Linked DNA regions of Homo sapiens: region 2 is linked to region 1. The links are chromatin loops, found by intact Hi-C in ENCODE. Cell type or tissue: PC-9. All regions are shown on one strand. Links, peaks and the distances in the headings refer to the core of each region. The heading gives the core; the rest is flanking DNA. Region 1 overlaps NIPBL (NIPBL cohesin loading factor). Region 2 has its middle 20 kb from the start of SLC1A3-AS1.

Region 1 (2,919 bases), core at 125-2,624:
AGTGTTTAAAATCCTTGAGACATGGAAATCACCAAGGGAGAATAAAGTGGTAAAGGAGACGGGTTTCGCCATGTTGGCCAGGCTAGTCTCAAAATCCTGGCCTCAGGTGATCCACCTGCCTCAGCCTCCCGAAGTAGATTACAGCCATGAGCCACCATGCCCGGCTGCAGTGATTTTTTTTTTTTAAATTTTCTACCACTTTCTTTCAATAAAACCATACTCGATGCACAAAAAGAGCAGGAAAGTCAGGAGACTGGGAAGCTTTGCAACTAACTTTGAATGTGTGGTCTTGAACACGTAATTTCATCTTTTTCTTATCTGTAAAACGAAGAGATTGGACTAGATTATTTGTAAGATGCCTTCCTACTTTAATATATCAGTGAATCTTTTCAAAACAGGGTAATTATATTGAATGTAACTGTCATCCTAGGGTAAGTGAAGTAGTCTTTAACTACATGCAGGTGACAGTTTGTAAGCTTGCTTAAAAACATGATTGCTTTGCCTATTCTTCTCAAGAAATTTTAGTCAAGTGCAAGTTAGAGCTAATTAATACAACCAAATCACAGTGTTTGTTTTTGCATTCCCAGAAATTGTTAGTACTGTATATGATCAGTATGTACAATAAATGTTTTTACTAACTAAAAAAATTTCTTAAGGAAAAATATATTGACCTAAGGAGAAATGTTTAGAGCTAGATAAAGGAGATTAATATCTCTAGATGCAATTTTACTTTACAACGTTATTGAGGTATGATCCGCTTAATATAAAGTTCACCTGTTTAAGTATACAATTTAATGGTTTCTAGTTTTAGAACCTTTTCATCAGTCCCCAAATTTTCCTCAAGCCTATTTGCAGTGAGTTCCCAACTCCCACAGCCCTCTCCAGTCCTGGCAACTACTGATCTGCTCTTTGTTTCTATAAATTTTTCTGGACATTTCATCTAAAAAGAATTATATGTAGTATTTTGCATCTGGCTTCTTTCACTTTGCATGTTTTGAGGTTCATTTATGACATAACGTATCAGTATTTTGTTCTTTTTTATTGCTGAATGGTAGTTCATTGTATTATGATATTTTGTTTGTCTATACACTAGTTGGTAGATACTTATATAATTTCCAGTTTTTTACTTTTATGAGTAATACTTTTTTGAGCATTCATGGAGAAATCTTTGTGTAGACATACGTTTTTATTTATCTTGGATACATTCCTAAGAATGGAATTGCTGGGTCATATGATAATTAACTTTTTAAGAAACAGCCAAACTGTATTCCAGTGTGGCTGTATCATTTTACATTTCTACCAGCAGTGTGTAAGGGTTCAAGTTTCTCTACATCTTCACCAACAGTTAATAGTGTCTTTTTTTATAACATTATGACAGTTTAATGGATGTGTCATGGTATCATTGTGGTTTCAGTGAGAATATACCTAATGACTAATGATACTGAGCACTTTTTTTTATATGTTTATAAGCCATTCACATGTGTTCTTTGGTGAAGTGATATTGAGCACTTTTTTTTGTATATTTATAAGCCATTCATATGTGTTCTTTGGTGAAGTGTCTTAAGTAAGTTCTTTGCCCATTTTCAAAGTTGTGTTATCTTCTTGTTCACTAGTGAGAGTTCATTTAAATTCTGAATACAAGAGCTTCATCAGATTTGTGATTTGGCAATATTTTCTCCCAGTCTATGGCTTGTCTTTTCATTTTCTTATTGATATCATTTGAACTATGAAAATTGTTAACTTTAATGAAATCCAGTTTATCAGTTTTATCTTTTATGGCTCATGTTTTTGTTATCTAAGAACTCTGCCTTGTTTTTGTCATCTAAGAACTCTGCCTGACCTAAGGTCACAGATGTTTTCTCCTATATTTTCCTTTAGATGGTTTATAGTTTAAGCTCATACATTTAGGTATTTGATCCATTTGAATTAATTTTTGTGTATGGTATAAGTTAATGGTCTGTTTTTAAATTTATTTTTGCATGTAAATGTCCAGTTATCTAAAAATCATTTGTTGACAAGACTGTCTTTTATTCCATTGAATTTTGTGGGCATCTTTGTGAAAAATCTAACATAAATACAAAGATTTATTTCTGGACTCTAGATTCTCTTCATTGATCAATCCGTATACCTGTCCTTATATTAATAGCACACAATCTTGATTACTGTAGCTTCATAGTAAGTTTTGAAATTGGGTAGTATAAGTTCTCCAACTTTTTTCTTCACTAAATTATTTTGGCTATTCTAGATCCTTTGTATTTTCCTATAAAGTTAGGATCAGCTTATTTCTATGGAAAAAAAACAGCTGGGATTTTGAAAAAGATTATGTTGAATCTATAGATCAATTTGAAGAGAATTACCATATTAACAATTTTGAGTCTTCTAATTTATGAGCATGGAATGTTTTAGATCTTTTTGGCTCAGCAGTGTCTTATAACAGTGTGCAAATACAAATCTTATACTGATTTTTAAAAATTTATTCCCAAATATTCTTCATGGTCCTAGTTTGAATGGAATTGTTTTCTTAATTTCATTTTTGCATTTTTGCTAGAATATAGAAATACAACTGATTTTTGTATGTTGATTTTCTATCTTGTGATCTAGCTGAGCTTTTTTTTGATTCTAGTTGTTCGTTGGTGGTTTCTTAGGATTTTCTACATACTGGACAGTGTCATCTGATAATGCAGTTTCATTTCTTCCTGTCTAATCTGAATGCATTTAATATCTTTTTAAGTTTTTTTCTTAAAATGTGTTACTTTTTGGTGTTTTGCTGTACTAACTAAAACCTACAGGACAATATTCAGTGGAAGGAATAAGAACAGGCATTTTTGTTTTTCTCCTGATAGGGAAGTTAGCTGTAGAATTTTCATAGATGCTCTTTATTAGGTTGAAGAAGAGCCTTTTTATTTCTAATTTTTGAGA
Region 2 (2,919 bases), core at 172-2,671, 180 kb before region 1:
GACATGAAACTGTGAGCAAAAGTCACACATTCATGACAAAATTCTCCCAGGAAGATTATCATTCCAATCAAAACATGTATGGTATCCTTTTAAAATATCATTACCCAGAGCTTTCATTCTGAAGCACTTCCCATATATTATTTTAGGTGTCTGTGCCAGCCCATAAGTGTGCATAAATGGCAGTTTCTAGTGCACACCGTGGTTTTTAGATTGCAGTTTTTGAGTTGATTCCAAGAATTTTACTCTTAAGAAGCCCAAATAGCACTGCAGACAAATGTATTTTTTGAAATAGTAGAAAAACTAACAGTTCAGAATTTTTGGACTAAGTAGCTGATAGAGAACAGGTTGGTAACAGGAGACTGGTGTAGACTCATAGACTCATACCCTTCTTGCTGAGCCATCCTCACCCTGTGGCTTGGCCTAATTGATTTTCTAGGATCTTTAACCACGTCTAGGCTGCGGATACACCTTGCATGGTGGCATGACTACATTGATGGAGTTAGAGCTGAGATCCACATTCCTATTTCTCATTTCCTGTCCAGCTGCCTTTGATGGATTTTCCTTAATCACCTGGACCCTCACAGCTCTGCCACTTTCCTTGCTAGTTCGGATTAGTTTGATGTTTATGTGTCTGTAATAATGGAAACAATAAAAACCACCAACCTCCCTGCTATTCTTCAGGTGCTTTACATACACATTATCATTTAACGTGCAGTTTAGTGCTGTGCTTACAGCATGGACTTTGGAACTAGACCACTTTGTTTCCAATCCTGGCCCTACCACTCATCAGCTTGTGTGACCGTGGGCACATTCATTAACATCTCTAGGACTCAGCCCTTCCATCTCCCTCTCCCACAAGCCCTGCTCTGGACACCAGACTCCCCACCACAGGGAGCCTCCTGAGATACAGATCACTGTTACTAGGGGAGGACAACCTTATGCTTCCGTCCACAGTATCACATTTCTGATGACGACTAACTATCACCCAGAACAGATCCAGTGAAATGGCAATTTAAAAAGTACTTCTTTATAAAGTTGCTGCGAGGATCATATGTTTAGAAGGGTCCCGGTAACGTAGCCAATGCCACATAGGTGTATGACCTCTTCCCTATCTTTTGAGGTAGGTGTGAGACTACGGTGCTCAGAAAAGTGGAACGACTTTGGGCAACTTGGGAACAACTTGCCCAAAGTCACACACTTGATCAGAGGCAGAGGTAGGATATGGAACCGGATCAAGTCCAACCGTGGACTTTCCACCCTGCTGCGCCGTCTCAAGTTTGTCCCTGATTGGTTCTGAATCCCTGGCGCCCATTCTCATCCCGCCCATCCGAAGATAAAACAATCTTCCTCCCGCGCCCCGCTGCTTCCCGGGAGCTCCCAGGAACTCTAGAGAAAACAGGAAAACTGAAAAGTGCGCTCTGCCTGCTGTGCCAGGCATGTCCCTCAGGGGGAGCCAACAAGGCTTTATTTCGTCCCGGCAGCTGGCCCCTGGGCACGGCCCCCAGCCCGGCGTCCCAGTTCCAGCCGCGCTGCAGGGGCGCGAGGGTGCCCGGCTCGCAGGTGTCCGCGCGCACCGCAGGGCTGCCCGAGTGCGGCTGGCGGAATCCCTCCCCAGCTGGGGAGGAAGGCAGTTGTTTTCTTCCTGGTGGAACGTTCCACTTGAAACTGTTCCACAAGGGCTGTTCTCGCCTCCGACTCCGGGAGGAACTGTAATTAACACAGCAACAAACGCCCACGACGCTAACTGGCAAAGGGAGTGTAACACGAGCCGCTGCTACAACCGAACTGGGCCAATTGCTTTCCCTTCTTGCCTCCCATTTGGTCTGTTTTGGTTCCGCAGTCATCCAACTGTAGCGTTTCTTAAAACATGTCAGTGGCTGGTGTTTGTGTTTTGGGTTGAACAGTTTCACACACGTCGCTGGAGCCCGTGCTCGACCAGCTGCTGTGCTGGGGATTTGCTTTCTGCGGCTTTGGGAGTGTCAGGTAGCAAAACGAAGAGAGTAGTCGACTAGAACGGTGGCGGGGAGGAGGAGGAGGGATTGTCTGCAGTGGAGTCGGGAGCCTCCTCCGGACCAGGACAGGTAAAACCGGTCTGCCAGGTCTCAGGGGGAGCGGGTGGAGACGTCCCACCTCACCTGGCTGCGCTCCGACTCAGGCTCAGCCGGCAGGTTCTGGGGCAATGGGGGAAGGGAGAGGGGCCGGGCCCTTGTGGGTCCCGCACGCACACAGTACTCAGGGGCCAGCCAGGTGCCATCCCAGGTGGCCCAGCTTGGGGTGGGCAGCCAGGGTTGGGGCAGGGGTGCGTCCTGAGTTCTTTACCTTTGAAAGGTCTGATTTCCAATGCTGCCCTTACACATACCCTTGCTCCTGCCGAGTTTAGTCCGTGGCTTCACTGGGGAACTTGTTACATGGAGATTCACGGGCCCTGCCGGAGACCCAGTGAGGCAGAATCTGCCCTTTAACAAGATCCTCAGGTGATCTGCAGACACGTTAAAGTTTAGGAAGCACTGACTGCCTTATGACATATTATACTTTCTTCTAACGTCTTTCTATCAATTTCCCATCGTGTCAACACACTACCTTAGAAAATTGCAGAACAGGCAGTGGCTTTTAGAGAACTGTAACTGCTCTCAGCTAAATGTCTGCCCCGTTTGATGCTTAGTAGTAGCTCTCTGCTAATTACTGCTAAGGGGTAGAGTGGGGAGAGGCACAGCCAGCAGGACTATACAGTCCAACCCAGGAAAGCTCAGAGACTAGATGGGGAACCCAAATCCAAACAAGAAGAATGATGTAACTCTACAAGGTAAGAATATACAAGGCAGAAATGACTATCATAGAAGCAACGTAAACAGTATGTGCTGCATGTTTAGTAAATTCACTGTATTAAGTATCTACTACCAATTTTTTATGTATTCTCTC

What was found. A loop is a pair of places that touch in the nucleus more often than their neighbours do. Peaks named below come from ENCODE experiments on the same cell type or tissue, not always from the same donor. Only the 100,000 strongest peaks of a DNase experiment are listed, where the experiment ranks them.
Region 2: a loop joins it to region 1, with 4 times the contacts of the local background. A loop is called at or near these places in 1 of 110 quality-filtered maps.

What each region holds. Positions count from the first base shown.
Region 1 is chr5:36,927,816-36,930,734 of GRCh38, forward strand. All of the region lies in intron 1 of NIPBL (NIPBL cohesin loading factor), which reads left to right. Among named protein-coding and RNA genes, the nearest start is that of NIPBL, 53 kb to the left of the region's middle. In PC-9, for the core only: no CTCF peak of the experiment used is centred there; a DNase peak (open chromatin) is centred at 1,306; H3K27ac peaks cover 1,824 bases.
Region 2 is chr5:36,743,317-36,746,235 of GRCh38, forward strand. No RefSeq gene overlaps it. Among named protein-coding and RNA genes, the nearest start is that of SLC1A3-AS1, 20 kb to the left of the region's middle. RefSeq lists a silencer at 1,402-1,491. In PC-9, for the core only: CTCF peaks have their summits at 1,462 and 1,662; DNase peaks (open chromatin) are centred at 1,135, 1,465 and 2,035; H3K4me3 peaks cover 2,272 bases; H3K27ac peaks cover 1,854 bases.